Linked DNA regions of Homo sapiens: region 1 is linked to region 2. The links are chromatin loops, found by intact Hi-C in ENCODE. Cell type or tissue: sigmoid colon. All regions are shown on one strand. Each heading gives the region's core, and the rest is flanking DNA. Links, peaks and the distances in the headings are about the cores only. Region 1 overlaps GUCY2C-AS1 (GUCY2C antisense RNA 1). Region 2 overlaps GUCY2C (guanylate cyclase 2C).

Region 1 (11,797 bases), core at 2,569-5,068, 87 kb before region 2:
GCAATATTATTCTAGAATTAATGTGGAATGCCAAAGGACCTAGATTAGCTAAAGCAGTTCTGAAATATTGCATATTTCTCACTTATAAGTGGGAGCTAAACATTGAGTACATACGGACATAAAGATGGGAATAAGAGACACTGAGTACTACTAGAGGGGGAGGATTGGAGGGGAAAGGGCTGGAAAACTGCCTATTGGGTACTATACTCATTACCTGCATGACAAGAGAGGTCATTTATACACCCAACCTCAGTGACATGCAATTTACCCATGTAACAAACCTGCTCATGTATGCCCTGAACCTGAAATAAAAGTTGAGAATAAATATAGAGAACAAAGCAAGAAAGCATACCTCTCTGTCTAATAGAAGTTTCAAAAGGAAAGAATAGAGAGTATGAGAATGAGGCAATATTTGAAGAGCTAGTAGTTGACAATATTCAGAAATGGTGAAAGAAACCAATCCTCATAGTCAAAATTATCAGTGAATCACAAGTAGAATAAATAAAAATAAATATCCACCTAGAAACTCTGTGGTAGAACTGCAGAACCCAAAAGACAAAAAGAAGTCTTTAAAAGCAGCTACAGAAAAAAGATAAAGTAATTATATAAGACAGATAACTTCTTAACAGGAATGATGGATGCCAGAGGACAGCAGTATATATCTTCAAAGTGCAGTCTCACCCTGAAGTTGTATAGCTATTGAGAATTCTTTAAACTTATAACAATTTTTTATTTTATTTTTAATTATTTTCTTTTACCCAACCAAACAAGCAGCATTGAGAAAAGATTCTTGATCTAACTGTTAAGATAAATGTAATAGGAACACCACTGAAATATCATTTCTCACCTATTAAATAACTAAAAGTCAAAAATTTTAACAGCAGATTCTGCATCAGAGGCTATGAAGTAGGCTGGGCACAGTGGTTCACACCTGTAATCCCAGCACTTTGGGAGGCTAAAGTGGAAGGATTGTTTGAGCCCAGGAGTTGAAGACCAGCCTGGGCAACATAGCAAGACCTCGTCTCTACAAATAATAATAATTTAAAAAATGGCTGGGTGTGGTGGCACATGCCCGTGGTCCCAGCTACTTGGGAAGCTGAGATGGAAGAATTGCTTGAGCTCAGGCAATTGAGGTTGTATGAGCAATGACTATACCACTGCACTCCACTCCAGACCCTGTCTCAAAAAAAAAAAAAAAAAAAAAGGCTGTGAAGAGCCAGGTATTGTCATACATTACAGATTGGAATGTCACTAGATATAAAAGGAGGTAAAACATGAGTATATATTCCTCTATGCATTAAAAAAAACTATAATGTTTAAAGTAAAAGTAATAAAAATTACCTACATCAGGTGAGTGGAACAGAGGAGAATGATTCAAATAAGATTATACAGATAATTTTTATATTCAATTGTTTTCTTATTATTTGTAAAAGTTGTATTATATTCTGAACACATTAGTCCTTTGACAATTAGGCATACTGCAATTATTTCTTAGTTGTATTTTCATTCACTTTATAGTGCATTTGGTGAATTTTTTTAGTTCTTAATTCTAATGTAAGAAGAAAAACTTAGCATTTCCTCTATGATTTGTACTGTTTTGTGTTTGTTTAAAAAATCATATCCTCCTTACACATTCAAGAACAGATGATTCCAACCTTATATAAACTCTTCTAATTAACAGAAAAAGAAATAATACTCATCAACTAATTGTATGAGGTTAGTACAACTTTGACACCAAAACCTGACAAAGGCAGTTCTTTCTCATATGAGAAAGGCAAATTGTGGACCAATATTACTCAAGATACAGATGCAAAAATCCAAATAAAATAATAGCAAGCCAAACCTAGCAATATATAAATAAGAAAATAAATATATTTTGACCAAGTTGCATTTGTTTCATGAATGCAACTATTCCATGAATAGTTCAACATGACAAAATAGGCTGATATAATTTTCTTATTAAAAAATAAAAAGTTGACGGGGTTCTGTGGCTCACGCCCATAATCCCAGCACTGTGGAAGGCCAAGAGCGGGAGGATCGCTTGAGGCCAGGAGTTCAAGACCAGCCTGGCCAACATGGCAAAACCCCGTTTCTACTAAAAATACAAAAATAATCTGGACATGGTGATGCACACCTGTAGTCCCAGCTACTCAGGAGGCTGAGGCACAAGAATTACTTGAACCTGGGAGGCAGAGGTTGCAGTGAGCCGAGATCATGCCACTGCACTCCAGCCTGAGCAACAGAGCAAGACTCTTTCTCAAAAAAAAAAGTTGAAAAAACATTTTGATAATCTCAATAGATGCAGAAAAATCAATATAAAGTTTAAATAATAAAGTTTTTATGATTAAAAACTTTAAAAACTAGGGATAGAAAAAAAATCTTTCTATCCTGATAAAAGAATCTAAAACTATAAAATAAAATAAAAGCTAAATGCCTACAGTAAATATCTTACTTGGTAGTGAAATGTTAAAAGCATTACCTTTAAAATCAGAAACATAACAAGATATAAACTGTTAGGTAAAACAGTAGATAAGACAAGAGGGAAAATAAGAATATAAAAACTGTCTTACCTCCCCACCTAGGCAAGCTAAGATGCAGAATCTCGCCGCTCCTATTTGAAACAGTATCATAAAGAGAGAAGAAAGGGAAAAGAATATTTAGCAGATGATATGTTTGCATATATAGAAAACTTCTTTTATCTAGAAATTACTAGAATGTAATGAAAGAGTTTAGCAAGGTTATCAGATACAAGATCAATATTTTGAAATTTAAGTTTCTACCCAGGAATTATTTTAAAAATATACAACATACGCTTTATAGTCAAACAAACATATATATACTAGTTATGAATACTTCTAATAAATAATATATAAAACAGTTGGGAAGATAATTATAAAACTTCATTTAGATACATTAAGAAAGACGTAAATAAAGGGGCAGACATACCATGTTCCTAAATAATAAGATTCAATATACTAAAGATGTCAGTTATCCCCAAATTGATCATGCCCATAGTTTTTAACCTTTACACTATCCTCTAAAGACACTAATGGAAGAAATCTTTTTTTTTACATATAAGGAGGATTATATTGCTGTACCTTAAAATATTTTGCACTCCACCTAAGTGTAATAATAGGAAGGAAAAATAAAAGAATACAAGTTCCATATTGCTATATAGAGAATATTAAAGTCTGAATAACATTTAAAAAATGGAAAATAATCAGCAGAAGGTCATAGTCATCAGGAGATTAATATTGAAAACTACAGTAAACAACTTTGTAATGCTTTATATTATTCAAATTACTGTCATATTCACCTTTTCTTTTTCATTCTTCAATGTCCTTTTAAAATCTGTTTATTCAATAAGTATTTATTGAATTTTGACTATACTGTTCTAAAAGACAGGGATACAGAAATGAACAAGATAGTTCAATTCCTTGAATTCAAAAAGTAAACTAATATCAAATGATAAATTTTTTTCTAAAAAATAAAGCAGGATAATGTAACAGGGAATGACTACGGGTAAGGGGTGCTCTTTAAACTGGGTGATCACAGAAAGTGTCTTTGCAAGGTGCCATTTGAGCTGAGCTGTGATAACAATAAGGACACCAGGGGGCAGAGCTTTCTGGGAACAGCTGATGTAAATGTCCTTTAGTGGGTGGAACTTGGAGAGCCAAGCAGAGAGTGATAGGAGATGAGACCTGCAATGTGAGCAAGATAGTTATCATGCAGAGGAGTGGTTCTCAAAGTGTGGTTCATATTCACCTTGGGTGAGGGTTCCCAAGACACTTAAAGGGATCAATGAGATCAGTATCATAAGAACACTAAAATGTTACTTGCCTTTCCTCTATATTGACATTCATGTTAATAGTGTAAAAGGAAAATATCTTGGGCCCCCAAAATCACTAAGGAAAACTCAAGCTGGAAACTGTTTAGGGCAAACCTGCCTCCCATTCTATTCAGTCACTCCTCTGCTCATTGAGATAGATGCATATCTGATTTGCCTTCTTTGGAAAGGCTAATCCGAACCTCAAAAGAATGCAACCATTTGTGTCTCACCTATCTGTGACCTGGAAGCTCCCTTCCCACTTTGAGTCTTCCTGCCTTTGCTTCAAGTTGTCCCACCTTTCCAGACCAAACCAATGTACTTCTTACATACATTGATTGATGTCTCATGTCTCCCTAAAATATACAAAACCAAGCTGTGCTCTGACCACCTTGGGGACATGTGGTCAGAACTTCCTGAGGCTGTGTCATGGGTACATCCTCAACCTTGGCAACATAAACTTTTTAAATTGAGACCTGTCTCAGATGTCTGGGTTCACATACAAAAGCAATAATGGTAAAACCACTGTAGCCTTGAGAGTAGGTGCCAGTTGGGCTTCCTGGGTCTAGTAGGGGCTCAGAAAGCTGTGAAACGTTTCACTCATTTCCTGCATCAGGACTTCCTTCAGTCCTGGATAAATAATATTGAAGATATATGCTTAAAATATGCCTAACACCAGGATTTGTGCATGTGTTTTCTTCCCCCAAGAAAGCTATAAACAGCGAAAATTGTGCTGTAAGTTTCCCTGTCTTCTCTCCTTTCCCTCTCCCCCAAAACTAAAGTAAAAGAAATGTTAACTGCCCGTTTTTCTGTGACCAGCAGACCTTATCTAGTAATACTCCCAATTCCAATTCCTTGTAAACATACTTTGTAAAGTCCTGTAATATCCTGTCTCCTTTGCCATGCCGCTGCAAGGTCATAAAGTAGATAAAACCTAAGTTGCAATTCCAGTTTTCCTCAAAATCTAAGACATGTCACAAAATAATTTACTGCCTTTGTTTCTCGCTCTGGTAGCATCTTCCCGCTGCACGTTATTTCCCGCCTGAAAGAGTTTAAAAGGCAATCACCCAAAATCAACAGTGGCTACCCCTTCAGGACCTCTTCCACGCTGCAGAAGCTTTATACTTTCTTTTTTCTTTCTTTTTTTTTTTTTTTTTTTTTGAGACGGCGTCTCGCTCTGTTGCCCAGGATGGAGTGCAGTTGCGTGATCTCGGCTCACTGCAAGCCCCGCCTCCCGGGTTCTTGCCATTCTCCTGCCTCAGCCTCCCAAGTAGCTGGGACTACAGGCGCCCGCCACCACGCCCGGCTAATTTTTTGTATTTTTAGTAGAGAGGGGGTTTCACCGTGTTAGCCAGGATAGTCTATCGATCTCCTGACCTCGTGATCCGCCCGCCTCGGCCTCCCAAAGTCCTGGGGATTACAGGCGTGAGCCACTGTGCCTGGCCAGAAGCTTTGTACTTTCACTCTGCTCAATAAAGCCTACCGCTTTTTCTCTCTCTCTCGGTCTGTGTCTCTATCACTGGCCGCAGTTAGCCGCCACCCCAATTCTTTGGCGTGGCTAGGCAAGAACCTTAGGCATTACAACCTCAGCACAAATCAAAGCAGTGACACCAAACTCCACTAGTGGTCATTATATTCTTCATCCACTACAACTTATTTGTATGATTGCTTGAGTCATAAGCTGAAATAGACACTGTTTTATGGAAATGATTTTTACTTGAAACGCAAATTATGGTTACTCAGACTTGGGTGTTTGACACATAATCTGAGTGGTAAGTTCCCACTAGGTGCTCAATGAATGGCAGATGTTAATTCACAGCATTTGAGCTTTCTCCCACTTTCATTTCAGTGGCCTTTTTATGATTCCCTAAATTCTTATTAACAGGAGTTATTAAGAAATTATTTTTAGGCAGCCAGAAAGGGTAAAAGTTCTTGGTGAAATTTTCTTTTAATAAAAAGCAGCCCCAAATAATTTCTTCCCTAACAGAAAGCACCCTGAAAAGTCAGGCATAGATATGCAAACTAGGAGATTTTATATGTAAATGCCGGCAGCTGTACCTGGAAGCCAGGTACATTCAATATGGCACCTCCCGCCCTCTTTTCCTGGCACACCATGTGTGCCAGTGCTTTGGCAGCCTCTAGGTAAAACCACATGTACGGGTATCATGGCAACCAGCCAGGTAGAAGCCACATTTGCATAATAAAAGTCTAGGGTGGGAGGGCCAGTCTTTTCGGGCTATGTAAATGGCACACCTGGTCAAATCAATCCCCTGGGCCCTATTAAAATCAATCACCGCCTCCTCAAGCCTCTGTACAAAATCGATTTCATTCTGCCACAAACCAGAGACCCTCTGTTTGGCAAGCTGCTTTCTCAGCATGAAGAAGCCTTTTCTCTCTCTCTACCTTTTTGGCTATTAAACTTTCCTCTCCTAAACCCACTCCTGATGTGTGTCTGTGTTGTGAATTCTTTCTCGACCGTGACAAAGAACCAGGGTATATTCCTCAGACAACGGAGCCATTTCATTATCTTAGAGCCCAATCATTTCTATTTTAAGTATCGATTTTTGTATGTTGTCTGCCTCACATGCAGACATTTATTAAGCAAACACAAGCAGAGGAGACACAGTCAGATGAAGTCAAACCCTCCGTTCTCTGGGAGGGTCTCAATAGTTTCATACTTTCCTGCGTCGAACTTTCCTGAAGGTCCATTTTAGATCCTCAGCCCTCTCCCCCTTCTCAGCAATCTTCTTCACCATGCTGTTTACATGTTTTGATTTGGGAATTATTTTTTCTTTGTCTGAGCATACCATTTCCAGGAACACTTCAACTTGAAGAGAGGGAATTTGAAATCTGCATCTCAACTACTGTCATCACTTCTTCCGTTTTTAGAATTAGGTTCGAAAACTTTGAGCTGTAAAACTATTATGTTATTGCTAACCATCCTTCTTTTAAGAGCAAATGCCCAACTATTTTTTTGTCTCCAATTTTTCTGTGGGGGTCATGTAAAAAGTCCACATGCCTTCTGCATGGCAGTTACACAGCAAGAAGACACAAGAAAATTGACACCAGAAACTTCATGATCCGACTTCCTCCATGTTCTCATGCTAAAAACCAAACCTCCTGTATCAGTTATCATTCTTGCTAACTTCATGTTTATGTTACAACCTGCTCTTGCAAATTTCTGAATTTTTTCCAAGAATTCTCACTAGCTTCCACATTCACATTTTCTATATAATTGTATTTTTTCCCCACAAATTTACAGCTTTGTATTTTGTTGACTCTTAGCTTCTGCTTCTCTTGCAAATGCCTTAATTTAAATACTGTCCCCTTTTATTTCACAAGGATGTTGTGAGCGCCAGCTGTAAATGGCCTTGGCCTCCATTTATTTTCCATCCTTACTCATCAGGATAGAGTGCTATCACTGTCTTGGTCTCTGAGAATTTTAAAAGCCTACATGATGTTTGAGAGCTAGGGGAAAAAGTATTGGGTCCAAAGTACACAAATATAACTGTCACTGGTGGAGGGTGTCCAGGTTCTTGGCATCTTGAACAAAGAATTGGACAAAATGCACAAACAAAGCAAGGAAGGAATGAAGGAATTTATAGAAAATGAAAGTACACTCCACAGTGTGGGAGCGGGCCTGAGCATAGGGGCTCAAAGACCTTGTTACAGAGTTTTTGTGAGTTTAAATACCCTCTACTTGGGGTACGCCCTATGTAAATGAAGAGGATGAAGTAAAGTTACAAAGTCATTTACTCAGTGTATGCCCTATGGAGAGGATATTTCTTGTCATAGCTGTAGTGTGAATCGGCCTTATGTTCCCTGCCTCCAGACCCTATTTTCTTGCCATATAACTACAAAATCAAAACTAATTTATTATTCCAACAGCAAAACTGTACAACTCCTTTCTATTTTTAACAGAAAAATAATGTGTGTGGAATGTGACTGCATTTAATACATTTGATTTAATGAGTCTTTGGGCAACTGGTTTTGCAATCTTGAAGGATTAAGAAGTCTTTTCTCCTCGTTGATCTTATCACTTTAAATCTGATTCTTTCCATCAGACATTTGTTCATCCTTTGAATAATTTTGCCAAGTTTGAAGCATTAGAGAAATTATTTTTTCCTAATCTCATGCATAACATGAAAAGGAGTATGTACCATTTTATATTTCTTAAATTCTGTTTTTGTTTCAGATATGTTCTGCTGGTTTGCTGTAAACATATTTCAGACAACAAATAGATATATCTAAATACATATAGCTCAAACTTCTGTTCCTGTGATAGATTCTAAAGATTTGTTTTAGAAATAATTTTTAAATCACTTCTAGCCTGTCATTTCTTGAATATCACTAGAATTTCTTCCCACTACCATTCTTTTCTAATATAATAAAATTGGCATATATTTTAAAATTCCAATTAAATTAGTTTCAATTAAATGTTTAATGTTAGGTAAGAAATATCTATAATGCACAAAAGCCTCAAAAAGAAAGGAGTAATCTATTCTGCCGTGTACAGAAAGGCATCGAAGAATAACAATAATTAACATTTGTTGAGCACCTACTCAGCTAGGTGCCAGGAACTTTATGATACCATTTTCTGATGTAATGAACCCAAATTTCCCCACACTGGGATCTGCAAAGTTTATAGCAAGAGTAGTAACTTATTTTCACTTGTTGTTGACCCTGTATTTCTAGAAGTTGCTGGGCATGTTTTGAACATTGTCCAATCTGCCTACGTATGCTGGGTACTGCCATGGACCCGCTGAGCATGAGCATTCATCAGGTGGTGCTCAGGCCTGATGAACAGGGCCCAGGCCAGGAACAACAGCCTCCCCTTTATGTGATGGAGCCTGGTAGAGGGGCCCTAAGCAATGATATCTCTGTCTTAATATTCAGTCAGTGCCCTATTGGGTTGTTCTTCCAGTTTTTTTTTTCCAGGCCTTTTTCTCCCTTAAACTAAGGTATGAATTTATGGGCTGAACTGCAGACAGATTTGAGTAATACGACAGCTAATCTGTACACGTCAATGCTTGCCTGTTTTTCTTAGAATGGATTACTTACTCTTGAACCACAGGTACTTGGATTTTGTTTGAGCAGATCCCATCAATCGCCTTGCACACTTACCCATGTCCAAAATCCAGCAAGGGTCACAGCTTAGGCCTAAGCCGGAAAATTGGTTAGGATAGAAAGTAAATTTATTTTAGAAATGAGAAAACTGAGGATCGGCAAATATAGGTAACCTGCCCAAAGTTCATATGCTTAGCAAAGAGCCAAAACAAGGTTCAAATCCAGCTCCAAGTTGTGTGTGTGTGTGTAAAACTGTCTCCTAGAATTCAAAGAAGCTCCTCTTTGTCTCAAGATATGCCATTCTGTTATTTAAATGCTTTCCCTACCTTTTTAACCACAAGGTAAGGATACGTCAATAAACAAAACTCACCATTTCTCTGTTTACACTTCAGAGAAATAATCACAGTCTTTCTTTCTTTTCTAAGCTATCATTTTAACCTACATAAGGAAGTAATCTTTCAGCTGCCTTAAAGGGCAAAAACAAGAGTGTTAGCTGACTTTTCTATGAATAATACAGAGTTTCTTTATAACTGTTGAAATATCAGCCCAACTAACCACGCTTTGGCATCCTAGGGAGTGAACTGTGTCTGTTCCTTATGTTGTGTTTGATTTAGGAGAAAACAGGAAGTGTTTCCAGCACACAGACAAGTTTATTATAGCTGAGACATATTGCTACTGTCTCCAAACACACTTTCCTTAGTATGTAAACACAACCACCTGGACAGAAGAGCCAATCCAAGAGGCAGAAGAAAATTTAACAGATTTTTCATCTATCCTTGACAAGTGTAACAATCACCTGCTCCAACCTTTCTGGAGCACAGAGAACACGGTATTTAAAAGGTTTGGAAAGGAGGGAGAGGAAGACACTGCTCAAGCATTGAATAGAGTTGGAATGGGGGAGGGGAGAATCCAGGACACTGGTACACCAAGGAAAAGAAACAAGCCTGTCAGTTTGAAGCATCCCAGACACTAGCACTAGGTTTAGATGCGAAACACTAGGAATGATTTTGTGTCATTGGGTTCACTCCACGTTGTTGTCTAGCTAAGACTACTTTGAATCTCTTTTCATACTTGTAGAAGATCCAATAACCCTCCCCAGCTGATATAGTTTGTGTCAGGCCTCTGAGCCCAAGCCAAGCCATCGCATCCCCTGTGACTTGCATGTATACCCCCAGATGGCCTGAAGTAACTGAAGAATCACAAAAGAAGTGAATATGCCTTGCCCCACCTTAACTGATGACATTCCACCACAAAAGAAGTGTAAATGGCCGGTCCTTGCCTTAACTGATGACATTACCTTGTGAAAGTCCTTTTCCTGGCTCATCCTGGCTCAAAAAGCACCCCCACTGAGCACCTTGCGACCCCCACTCCTGCCCACTGAGCACCTTGTGACCCCCACTCCTACCCGCCAGAGAACAAACCCCCTTTGACTGTAATTTTCCTTTACCTACCCAAATCCTATAAAACGGCCCCACCCTTATCTCCCTTTGCTGACTCTCTTTTCGGACTCAGCCTACCTGCACCCAGGTGAAATAAACAGCTTTATTGCTCACACAAAGCCTGTTTGGTGGTCTCTTCACACGGACGCGCATGAAATTTGGTGCCATGACTCGGATCGGGGGACCTCCCTTGGGAGATCAATCCCCTGTCCTCCTGCTCTTTGCTCTGTGAGAAACATCCGCCTACGACCTCAGGTCCTCAGACCGACCAGCCCAAGAAACATCTCACCAATTTCAAATCCGGTAAGCGGCCTCTTTTTACTCTCTTCTCCAACCTCCCTCACTATCCCTCAACCTCTTTCTCCTTTCAATCTTGGCGCCACACTTCAATCTCTCCCTTCTCTTAATTTCAATTCCTTTCATTTTCTGGTAGAGACAAAAGAGACATGTTTTATCCATGAACCCAAAACTCTGGCGCCGGTCACGGACTGGGAAGGCAGCCTTCCCTTGGTGTTTAATCATTGCAGGGACGGCCTCTCTGATCATTCAGCCACATTTCAAGGGTGTCAGACCATGCAGGGATGCCTGCCTTGGTCCTTCACCCTTAGCGGCAAGTCCCGCTTTTCTGGGGAAGGAGCAAGTACCTCAACCTCTTCTCTCCTTGTATCTACCCCTTCTCTGCTTTCCTGGGGCAGGGGCAAGTACCCCTCAACCCCTTCTTCACCCTTAGCGGCAAGTCCCGCTTTCCTAGGGGGCAAGAACCCCCCAATCACTTATTTCCGCACCCCAACCTCTTATCTCTGCGCTCCAATCCCTTATTTCCACACCCTGACCTCTTATCTCTGTGCCCCAATCCCTTATTTCCGTGTCCCAACCCCCTCTCTGCTTTTCTGGAGGGCAAGAACCCCACTCCCCTCCTCCGTGTCTCTATGCTCTCTTTTCTCAGGGTTTGCCTCCTTCACTATGGGCAACCTTCCACCTTCCATTCCTCCTTCTTCTCCCTTAGCCTGTGTTCTCAAAAGCTTAAAACCTCTTCAACTCACACCTGACCTAAAACCTAAATGCCTTATTTTCTTCTGCAATGCCGCTTGACCCCAATACAAACTCGACAGTAGTTCCAAATAGCCAGAAAATGGCACTTTGAATTTTTCCATCCTGCAAAATCTAAATAATTCTTGTCGTAAAATAGGCTAACGGTCTGAGGTGCCTGACGTCCAGGCATTCTTTTACACATCAGTCCCTTCCTAGTCTCTGTGACCAGTGCAACTCGTCCCAAATCTTCCTTCTTTCCCTCCCGCCTGTCCCCTCAGTACCAACCCCAAGCGTCGCTGAGTCTTTCTAAACTTCCTTTTCTACAGACCCATCTGACCTCTCCCTTCCTCCCCAGGCTGCTCCTTGCCAGGCTGAGCTAGGTCCCAATTCTTCCTCAGCCTCTGCTCCTCCACCCTATAATCCTTTTATCACC
Region 2 (11,797 bases), core at 5,566-8,065:
GCAATTCTCCTGCCTCAGCCTCCCAAGTAGCAGGGATTACAGGCAGCTGCCACCAAGCCCAGCTAATTTTTTTTTTATATTTTAGTAGAGACGGGGTTTCACCATGTTGCCCAGGCTTGTCTCGAACTCCTGAGCTCAGGCAATCCACCGTCCTTGGCCTCCCAAAGTGCTAGGATTACAGGTGTGAGTCACCGCACCCAGCCTGTATGTTAATTTTATATCCTTCAACTGTACTGAATTTATCATATCTAAGAGCTTTTTGGTGAAGCTTTAGGTTTTCTAGACGTAAGATCATATCATCTGCAAAGAGGGACAATTTGACTCCCTGTTTTCCAATTTGGATGCCTTTTATTTTTCTTGCCTAATTGCTCTGGCTAGTACTTTCAGTACTATGTTGAATAGGAGAGGTGAAATTGGGCATCCTTGTCTAGTTCCAGTTCTTAGAGGGAAAGCTTTCAGCTTTTCCTCATTCTGTGTGATATTGGCAGGTTTGTAGTATATGGCTTTTATTATTTTGTGGGTGTGTGATATATGGCTGGCCTTTATTATGTTGAGATATATTCCTTCTATGGCTAGTTTTTTGAGAGTTTTTATCAAGAAGAGATGTTGAATATTATCAAATGCTTTTTCTGCATCGATTGAGATGATCATATGGCTTTTGTTCTTCATTCTGTTGACGTAATGTATCATGTTTATTGATTTGCATATGTTAAATCATCCTTGCTTCCTGGGGATAAATCCCACTTGATCATGGCGTATTATCTTTTTGATGTACTGTTAGATTCAGTTTGCTAGTATTTTTTTTCTTGGAGGATTTTTGCATCTATGTTCCTCAGGGATATTGACCCATAGTTTTCCTTTTTTGTTGTATCCTTGTCTGGTTTTGGTATGAGGGTACTGCTGGCCTTGTAGAATGAAGGAGAATTCCCTATTCAATTTTTTTGAATAGTTTGAAGAGAATTAGTGTTAGTTCTTCTTTGGAAGTTTGGCATAATTCAGCAGTAAAGTCATCCAGTTCTGGACTTTTCTTTGTTGGGAGACTAGTGATTCAGTCTCATTACTCATTGTTGGTCTGTTCATGTATTCTATGGTATTCTATTTTTTTCTGATTCAATCTATGTAGATTGCATTTATCCAGGAATTTCTCCACTTCCTCTATATTTTTCAGTTTGCTGGTATATAGTTGTTCATAATAGTCTCTGATAATCTTTCACATTTTTGTGCAATTGGTTTTTATGTCTTTTTCTAATTTCTGATTTTGTTTATTTGGATCTTCTCTCATTTTTTTCTTGGTTAGTCTAGCTAATGGTTTATTGACTTTGTTTACCTTTTCATAAAAACAACTTTTTATTTCAATGATCCTTTGTATTATTTTTTCAACCTCTATTTTGTCTAGTTCTACTCTGACCTTTATTATTTCTTTCCCTCTACGAACTTTGGGTTTGGTTTATTCTTGCTTTTCTAATTCCTTGAGGTGCCTTGTTAGATTTGAATTTTTTCTGATTTTTTGATGCAGGCATTTATTCCTATAAACTACTCTCTTAGCAGTACTTTCGCTGTATCCCATAAGTTGTGGTATGCTGTGTTTAAATTTTCATTTGTTTTAATTTTTTATAATTTCTCCTAATTTCTTTATCGACTCAATGGTTATTCAGAAGCATGTTGTTTAGTTTTTATGTATTTGTGTAGTTTCCAAAGTTCCTCCTGGTATTGAGTTCTACTTTTATTCCATTGTGGCCTGAGAAGATATTTGATATAATTCTGGTTCTTTATAAATATGTTGAGACTGGTTTTGTGTCGTAACATATGGTCTATCCTGGAGAATGTTCCATGTGCTGATCACAGGAATGTTTATTCTTTAGCTATTGAATGAAATGTTCTGTAAATGTTAGGTTCACTTGTTCTAACGTGCAGTTTAAATCCAATGTTTCTTGGTTAATTTTCTGTCTTTATGATCTGTTTAATGCTGAGAGTGGAGTGTTGAAGTCCCCAACTATTATTAGATTGGAATCTACTTCTTCCTTTAGATCTAATAGTATTTGCTTTAAATGTCTGTATGCTTCAATGTTGGGTGTGTATATGTTTAGAATTGTTATATCCTCTTGCTGAATTGAGTCCTTTATCATTATATAATGACCTATGACCTTTGTCTCTTTTTACAGTTTTTTACTTAAAGTCTGTTTTACCTAATATAAGTATAGCTACTCTTGCTTGCTTTTGGTTTTCATTTGCATGGAATATCTTTCCATCCCTTTACTTTCAGTCTACATATTTCTTTACAGATAAGATGAGTTTCTTGTAGGCAGCCTACAGTTGGGTCATTTTTAAAAATCCATTGAACCAGTCTATATCTTTTAAGTGAAAAATTTTGATCCATTTACATTCAAAGTTATTATTATGTAAGGGCTTATTCCTTTCATTTGATTAATTGATTTCTGGTTGTTTATACATCCTTTGTTCCTTTCTTTCCCTTGTTTTTCATTATGGTTTGTGGTTTTCTGCAGTGGTAACCTTTGAGACCCTTCTCTTCCCTCTTTGTGTGATTGCTTTACTAGTGGGTTTCATACTTTCATGTGTTTTCATGGTGGTAGATGACATCCTTTCACTTCCAGGCGTAGGACGCCCTGAAGCATTTCTTGTAGGGGAGGTCTAGGGGTGATGAATTTCCCTAGCATTCACTTGCCTGGGACAGCCTTTATTTCTTCTTCATTTATGAAAGATAAGTTTGCTGGATATAGTATCCTTAACTGGAATTTGGTTTTTCTTTCAGCACTTTGACTACCTCATCCCTTTTCTCCTGGCCTGTAATGTTTCTGCTGAGAAATTCACTGTTAATCTGATGGGGGTTTCCTTATAAGTAACCAGATGCTTTTTTCTTGCTATTTTTAGAATTTTCTCTTTAACTTTTGACAATTTGACTATAATGTGCCACGGAGAAGATCTTTTTTAATTATATGTATTTGGGGATCTCTGAGTTTCCTGTATCTGAATGTCTAAATCTCTTGCTATTATTTTGTTAAATGGGTTTTGTATTCCTTTTGTTTTCTCTTCGCCTTTTGGGACACCAAAAATTTTAAGTATTTAGCCACTTTATGGTGTCTATATCATGTAGGCTTTGCTCATTCATTTTTGTTCTTTTTTCTTTATTTTTGTCTTATTGGATTATTTCAAAAGACCTGTCTTCAAGTTCTGAAATTCTTCTGCTTGATCTAGCATATTGTTGAAGCTTTCCAATATATCTTGTGTTTTATTGAATGACTTCTTCAGTTCCAGAGTTTGTTTTATTCTTTTTTATGGTATCTATTTCTTTGGTAAATTTCTCATTCATATCCTGAATTTTTTTTATTTCTTTGTATTATTTTTCTGTATTCTCCCATATCTCACTGAGCTCCTTTAATATTATTTTTAATTATTTTTCCAGAATTTTATTAATTTCCTTTTCATTGGAAATTGTTGCTGCAGAACTACTGTGTTTCTTTGGAGGTATCATATTTCCTTGCTTTTTCATGCTTCTTGTGTCTTTATGTTGATATCTGTGCATCTGGTGTAACAATTACTTCTTCCAAATTTTAACATTTGCTTTCATAGGGGAGGACTTTTTTCCTGAAGATGTATCTATAGTATTGGTTGGGTGAGGCACTTTGGCTTTGATTCTGGGTGCATGCAGTAGTGTAGTCTCTACATAATTTACTCATCTGTGAGTGGGTCTGTTATTTCCCTAATGGGTTAGGATGTCATTGTTAGTGGAGGCAGTAGTGACGTTTTGTTGAAGACTGGAATGCCAGGTGGGCTGGTCCTCAGGGCCCCTTGGAGGCACTGGTGCCAGCATAAGCTGTCCTTGGGCCCCAGGACAGCTTATCTGGTACCAGCGTTAGTGGGTCTAGGCAGATCAATTCTTTGGCCTCCAAGTAACTTCCTCAGGTGCCAGCAGTAGCAGCAGTGGCCTAGGCTGGTGGGTGGATTCCCGGGTTCCTGGGCAGCAGGCATGGCATGAGTAGTGGAAGTAGCCATGATAGGACAAGCTTCTGGTTCCCAAGCAGTCTGCACTGGTGTTGGTAGTGGCTGTGACAGGCTGGGCAGGCCAGTCTGCAGGTCCACAAGTGGTATATGCTGGTGGGTACCAGCTGTGGTGGTAGCAGCAGGTTATGTGGCCCCCAGAAGATGTACTCAGGTGCCAACAGTGGTGGACTGGGCTAGGAGATCTCTAGGGCCCCTACACGGTAGGCTGAAGCACTGGGAGGGTGCAAGTGAGCCAGGTGGACCTGTCCTGAGACCTGTCTTCAGTCCCCACCCTGTGGTGTGTACAGGCACTGGCTTCAGTAGGCAGGGGTCATTCTCAATTTTTATAAGCTCAATGAACAAGGTGTCCATGCGGTATACTTACTAGACTTATAAATACCATCTAATGATTTAAAAGGAAATATGCCAACATCTAAAAAGAATAGAGAAATGTACTTCCACTCATTTTATCCTTCCTCTGAAGGAAATGGAGCAAAAGCTCTTTACATTTGCTTTTGTAATTGTCCCTCAAAAAGGCCTTGAAGCCCTGTGAAAAATTTCTAATTATTTTTCCTTTTAGCATTTTACCTGAGCCTTAATAATCCAAGAAGATAGTGAGTAAAGTATTTTAAGATATTTATGATCTTTACCTAAAACCATAAAAACCCTAGAAGAAAACCTAGGCATTACCATTCAGGACATAGGCATGGGCAAGGACTTCATGTCTAAAACACCAAAAGCAACGGCAACAAAAGCCAAAATTGACAAATGGGATCTAATTAAACTAAAGAGCTTCTGCACAGCAAAAGAAACTACCATCAGAGTGAACAGGCAACCTACAAAATGGGAGAAAATTTTCGCAACCTACTCATCTGAGAAAGGGCTAATATCCAGAATCTACAATGACCTCAAACAAATTTACAAGAAAAAAACAACCCTGTCAAAAAGTGGGTGAAGGACATAAACAGACACTTCTCAAAAGAAGACATTTATGCAGCCAAAAAACACATGAAAAAATGCTCACCATCACTGGCCATCAGAGAAATGCAAATCAAAACCACAATGAGATACCATCTCACACCAGTTAGAATGGCAATCATTAAAAAGTCAGGAAACAACAGGTGCTGGAGAGGATGTGAAGAAATAGGAACACTTTTACACTGTTGGTGGGACTGTAAACTAGTTCAACCATTGTGGAAGTCAGTGTGGCAATTCCTCAGGGATCTAGAACTAGAAATACCATTTGACCCAGCCATCCCATTACTGGGTATATACCCAAAGGACTATAAATCATGCTGCTATAAAGACACATGCACACGTATGTTTATTGCGGCACTATTCACAATAGCAAAGACTTGGAACCAACCCAAATGTCCAACAATGATAGACTGGATTAAGAAAATGTGGCACATATACACCATGGAATACTATGCAGCCATAAAAAATGATGAGCTCGTGTCCTTTGTAGGGACATGGATGAAATTGGAAATCATCATTCTCAGTAAACTATTGCAAGGACAAAAAACCAAACACCGCATGTTCTCATTCATAGGTGGAATTGAACAATGAGAACACATGGACACAGGAAGGGGAACATCACACTCTGGGGACTGTTATGGGGTAGGGGGAGGGGGGAGGGATAGCATTAGGAGATATACCTAATGCTAAATGACGAGTTAATTGGTGCAGCACACCAGCATGGCACATGTATACATATGTAACTAACCTGCACATTGTGCACATGTACCCTAAAACTTAAAGTATAATAAAAATAAAAAAAATTTTAAAAAAGACATTTATAATCTTTAAACAAAAACATCTTTTGTTCCTTGTGGGATAAAAATAGAAACATTTTCCTTCCATTTACAAAGACACTGCCAGATGAGTTTTATGGCCAGACTCTGCAGGGCATGAGTGGGTCATTTTTACCTCTCCCCTTCCCTTTCTTTTTCAATAGTAATAGTATGTTGAAATACAGCTTTCCGAAGTACAGCTGCTCCTAGCCCTGCCTTCTCCTCATTCCTTTCTTTCGTCCTGCTTTTCCGAATTCCAGGATTCCTCCACACAATCAGCATATCCTTTCTCAAGCCCTTTTTTTCTAATCTGAGTATATCCAAATATTAAAACCTTATTCACTAAAACAGCATCATCTTTAATTCATTTGTGTAGTTGGACAGTTCTGGAATTAGAAATGAGGAATAAAATTTCATGTCAAGTAACTGATTCCAACAGAATACAGAGTCGAAACTAGATCACTCAGCAATGCCCCAGAAACACCCAGTAGAGTCGTCTCTCCATCCATAGGGAATTGGTCCCAGGAACCCCTGTGGATACCAAAATCCACAGCGGCTCAAGGATCTGATATAAAATGGCATATCATGTGCATATAACCTGCATACATTATCCTATGTACTTTAAATTATCTCTAGATTGCTTATAATCCCTAACATGATGTAAATACTATGTAAATATTTGTGGTACTGTATTGTTTAGGGAATAATGACAAGAAAAAAAAGGTCGGTACATGTTCAACACAGACAAAACCATCCTGTTTTTTCCAAACATTTTCCATTCCCATTTGGTTGAATCCACGAATGCAGAACCCATGGAGACAGAGGGCTGACAGTATTTCACTCTGTGGCACAGGATCGGCCCAGTTTGCTGTTTCTGCCTATTCTGCTCTAAGGTAGTCAGCAGATGACTTACCAAGGCAGGAGCATCATCTAGTGGTGAATATTGGCACCACAGGCTATACCGCGGCTCTAGTTCCTTCCCAGGGAATTGTTCAGACAAAGTACAGGGACAGGGATTGCATCTAGTATCACTTATGATCTTGTTTTTAGCCGGAGTGAAAAACAAAGTTTATTTAAAACAAATGGTTTTCACCACACATTTTGATTTAAAAAAAAAAAAGCTGCAAACAGGTGGTAGCAGATGAGCAGTTGGGCTTCCTCCTGTCTCCCTACCTCTTCCTCCATACCTCCCTTTTTTCCATGTCACTTCTCTACTGCAGCTGTGCATTATAATCACCAAAGAGCTTAAAAATCTACCACTGCCCTTTGCCCATACAATATTTGCGACATACTTATACTAAGGAATTACTTATTGTTTATCTGAAATCCAAGTTTAACTTGATGTCCTTTATTTTTCTTGCTAAATCTGGGAACCCTACTAAGACCACTTCAAAATATATTAAATCAGAATGACTTAGGGTGGTGCCTGGGCATAAGAAATTGTGCAGATGCTCCCCAGGTGATACTATTGTTTGCTATAAGTTAGAACCATGGACAGTACGGCTTTTATTCCATTTGGAGCCATTTGCCTCATATTCACTGAGCCTTTGTTCCCCCACCAAACTGAGGGTTGGGCTGATATTTCTCGTGGCCCAATAACAAGATGCAGATGAACTGAGGAGGAAGAGAGTTTTTATTTCTGTAACCAGTTACAGGGAGAAGGCCTGAAAATTACATTTTTTTTCAGAGCTTATATACCTTCGAAGCTATATGTCTACATGTAAGTATGCATTCATTTAAAGACATACGTGATTAACTTCTTTTAATCTACAACTAAGGTCTGAGTCCTGAAGACCTTCTCCTGGAGCCTCAGTAAGTTTACTTAATCGAAGTGAGTCCAGGTGCTGGAGTGATTACCCTTATCTTGTCTCCTGCTAAATTACAGAGGTTTAGGGAGTTCCTTCAGACCCCCAATAAACTTCTTTGTGGAGGCCTGGGGAGTTTCTTCAGACCCCCAATAAAAGTTGTTTAATCCTAAATGGGTCCGGTTAAGAAGAATTCCTTCGTTATTTTGTCATGTTTTAAGGCCCAGGAAAGGCCTAGGCAAAACTCTTGGTGGGCTTTTGTTACATTCCAGCCTTTGTATAAGGGCACTGGCTTTTAATATTTAACTTAACCACTCAGTCAGTACTAAAACGGTTGTTATGGAGGCCTGCCACACCTTCACTATTTTTTTCTCTCTCCAACGTAAAACTTGCAAGCTCTTGTAAATTCACTTAGTCTCCCGTATCAACCCGGCCTCATCTAAATTGGTATCACATATTTCATTAATTTCACCCAAGGGAATAACTGGATAAGATAATGCAGGTGGTCATGCCTGAGACAGAAACCAGAGAGCTGGGGATCTCTTGTCCGCACTGAGTTGAAGATATTTTTAAACTATTCCTTGCCTTAATCACTCCCATCAATGAGAATAAGAATTCTCTCTTGATTTAGTTTACTATCCCCTTAGCTAATTTGCCCGTTTTTTTTTCTTCCAGGTGTACCTACTTGTAAAAAACTGTTGGGAGGAAGATCCAGAAAAGAGACCAGATTTCAAAAAAATTGAGACTACACTTGCCAAGATATTTGGGTATTGCTGAAATGTTTACTTTTATTCACTAATTGCAGGGTTTTAAAAAAATTATAGTTGACATTCAGTGGCACCTTAGAATGAGAATGTCTATTCCAGTGAAAAATCCCAGGTGGCAACCAACAACTGCCTCATAACATTAAAATGATATGGAGACTATTAGACCGTTTTCCCAGGGAAATAATCACTTGAAAAGTTACATACTCAAGGTCAAAACTTTTCTGATTAAAAAACAAACTTTAGCTGATTATAAATTTGTCTGTTAAAAATAGAGCTTCTGGGTCCTTCTGTGGGTAATTAGGATTTAGAAGTGTAGCGTGAGTCCTGAGAATCTGTAAAGCTCCTAGACAATTATTAACATCAGCATGTTCTTAGGATCTTAAAGTCTTAAAATCTCCAGCTTTGGCCCTAGGTACTTAAGACATGTCATGAATCAGAGCATAATTCAAGTTGGGGGAGAAAAGTACACAATTATCTGGTTGAGATTAATTTCTAGATACCCCATGTTTTCAGTTAATACACTGCAGAATGAGAAAAATAACACTGAATTAAGAGTTAGGAAATCCAATTTCTAGACTAAGATCTGATAAGAGTTTGCTGTGGGGCATTGGGCAAAACACTTACCCTCACTGGGTATCAATTTTCTTGTTAGAAAAATTGGATTGAACAAGATGATTCTTATGATTTTTTCCAGGTCTTTCTGTAGTTCTCATTAGGTCAAAAGACTCAGATACTTAATGAGACTAAAAGTCTAGAGCTGGAGGAGATGAGGTGGAGTGAAGTTAATGAACGTGTGGTCATTAATTAGTAGAACTAAGCTGTCAGTTGTGGGAATGGAGCAGGAAATAATAATTAATTCTAGCCCTTTTTTTTTCTCCTCGCTGTCCTGTCCGGATGAGACTTTATATGTGACTGATAAAATGTATGCTCATGAAGAAACTGGGTCCTTGATACTCAGCCTTTAATGTGTGTGATGGTTCTCAAACTTGGCTGCAGCTTGGAATCACCTGAGGAACTTTAAAAATACTGATACTGGGGTTTTACCCTAGAGAGGCTGATGTAATTGGTCTGGGGTACATACAGGTGTCAGGATTTTTAATAGCTCCCAGGTGATTAAAATATGCAGTCAAAGGTGAGCAACTGTTTTAATTGAATCAATTCATCCTAGAGTAAGATTATCCAACTTCATCTCTTACACCTGCTCCCACATCCATTCTACCCAACTAGACTCTGTACTGGCAGTTTCAAGTAAAAATTCCCTGGGGAACTTGTTAAACAATTCTGTTTCTTCATTCCAAGCCTAGCAATTTTCAGTCACATAGGTCTCGGGTAGGGCACAAAAATGTACTGGATTTTTAACAAACATCTCTCCCCATCCCAGGGGATGATGATGCAGGCCATCTTCTCCTGAGACCAGAAGTGATTGTTATTCTTGTAATAGTAAAATGACTGTGATTTATTCAGCACCTTCAATTGTGCCTTAGATGTTATGAACATTATCTCTGATCCTCACAATGCTAGGAGAACTCAATGTGTCTCCTCCCTGACCTCTGCACCAAGGCTTGTCATACCTCCCAGTGTCACACAAAGCTGTCATCTCACTAAGTCTCCTTGATCTGACAAAATAATCCAGAGTTAGGACCCTGGCTCTCTGTAATGAGGAGATAATTTAAGGCTCAGCTTGGCTTTTCTCAGTCCTTCTCCTTTCATTTATCACTTTCTTGACCAGCTTTTAAAAGATTTTCCTTCATTGCAAATTGTTTCTTTTGTATTTTAGAAAATACAAATAAGAAAGCAAGAAAGTAAAACGTCACCTGTTTCCCAATAGGTGACCACCAGTCTTCAAAAAATAAAATTGAGATTATAATTTTTGCTATTTTATAAACTGACTTTTTCGCTTAATAATACAGAGGGAGTGTCTTTCTGAGTATTCAACTATACTAATTTGTATTTTATGATACAAATTAGAATGTTAATGTTCCATTGTCCCATCATATTTTAACCACACTTTTGTTATACATTTAGATTATTTTCAAATGTTTGCTGTTGTAAAGAATACTGTGACTTTTTCTGTTGTTAACTCTAAACACATTCATGATTGTTTCCTTAGGATAATTCTCAGAAGTAGAGTTATAAGCTGATTGGTATATGCATTCTTAAAGCTTGTGACATATTTTTACCAAATTGCTCTTCAGGAAGGTTTTGTACTATATGTATTTCCTCCTTCTCCTACGTTGATTACCATCATTTTAACATTTGTTTTCCCTTTTTTAATCTTATTCTTGTCCTGAGGTTAAGTTGGGCTTTTTGTTTGTTTGTTTGTTTAAGACAGAGTCTCACTCTGTCACCCAGGCTGGAGTGCAGTGGCATGATCTCGACTCACTGCAACCTCCACCTCCCAGTCAAGCAATTCTCCTGCCTCGGCCTCTGGAGTAGTGCCACCATGCCCGGCTAATTTCTGTATTTCTAGTAGAGAAAGGGTTTCACCATGTTGGTCAGGCTGGTCTCAAACTCCTGACCTCAAGTGATCCTCCCGCCTCGGACTCCCAAAGTTCTGGGATTACAGGCATGAGCCACTGTGCCCGGATGAGGTTGAGTTTTTTTGTTATGTTTGTTGGCTTTTATTTTTCTTTGTTTAATTATCTGTTCATCATATTTGTCCATTGTTTTATTGGATGTTCATGTTTTCTTAATAATATATAAGAGCTCTTTATCTATTACTACCTACAGACTTTTTCATGACCAAAAAAATGAAAGCTATATGGATACCTTGATCCGACGTCTACAGCTATATTCTCGAAACCTGGAACATCTGGTAGAGGAAAGGACACAGCTGTACAAGGCAGAGAGGGACAGGGCTGACAGACTTAACTTTATGTTGCTTCCAAGGTAAGGCAAGCCTTGCTGATGTGGAGGCTGAAATCCCTCTAGCATTGCTTTTCATTGTATCTATATAGGATTTGTTTCCTTTTATATATTCTTCAGTAGATTATTGGTTTTAAAATGCACGTACTGCCAGGCACGGAGGCTCACGCCTGTAATCCTAGCACTTTGAGAGGCTGAGGCAGGTGGATCATGAGGTCAGGAGATCAAGACCATCCTGGCTAACATGGTGAAACCCCACCTCTACTAAAAATAATAATAAAAAAAATTAGCCAGGTGTGGTGGCGCGCACCTTTAGTCCCAGCTACTCGGGAGGCTGAGGCAGGAGAATGGAGTGAACCCAAGATGCGGAGGTTGCAGTGAGCCAAGATCGCGCCACTGCACTCCAGCCTGGGTGACAGAGCAAGACTCCGTCTCAAAAAAAAAAAAAAAAAATGCATGTACTTTGCTAAGCCTTGTTCCAGTTTGTACTCTACTAAGTAATGTTCTGAAGGTCACCCAGTGAATGGCAGAGCTGGGATTCTACCCAAGAAGCCCGAGCTGGAGCCCC

The links. Peaks named below come from ENCODE experiments on the same cell type or tissue, not always from the same donor. Only the 100,000 strongest peaks of a DNase experiment are listed, where the experiment ranks them.
Region 1: it touches region 2 in a loop (11-fold over the local background); 49 of 110 quality-filtered maps call a loop at or near these places.

The regions. Positions count from the first base shown.
Region 1 is chr12:14,708,849-14,720,645 of GRCh38, reverse strand. GUCY2C-AS1 (GUCY2C antisense RNA 1) reads right to left here. Exons shown (of 6, transcript NR_186173.1): 5 at 2,571-2,611. Among named protein-coding and RNA genes, the nearest start is that of GUCY2C, 18 kb to the right of the region's middle. RefSeq lists a silencer at 5,837-6,131 and enhancers at 9,788-10,320, 10,321-10,852. In sigmoid colon, for the core only: CTCF peaks have their summits at 3,419 and 3,621 (motif pointing right); no DNase peak of the experiment used is centred there.
Region 2 is chr12:14,625,213-14,637,009 of GRCh38, reverse strand. It overlaps GUCY2C (guanylate cyclase 2C), which reads left to right. Exons shown (of 27, transcript NM_004963.4): 20 at 8,273-8,364; 21 at 11,095-11,253. Among named protein-coding and RNA genes, the nearest start is that of GUCY2C-AS1, 35 kb to the left of the region's middle. In sigmoid colon, for the core only: a CTCF peak has its summit at 6,718 (motif pointing left); a DNase peak (open chromatin) is centred at 6,699; H3K27ac peaks cover 138 bases.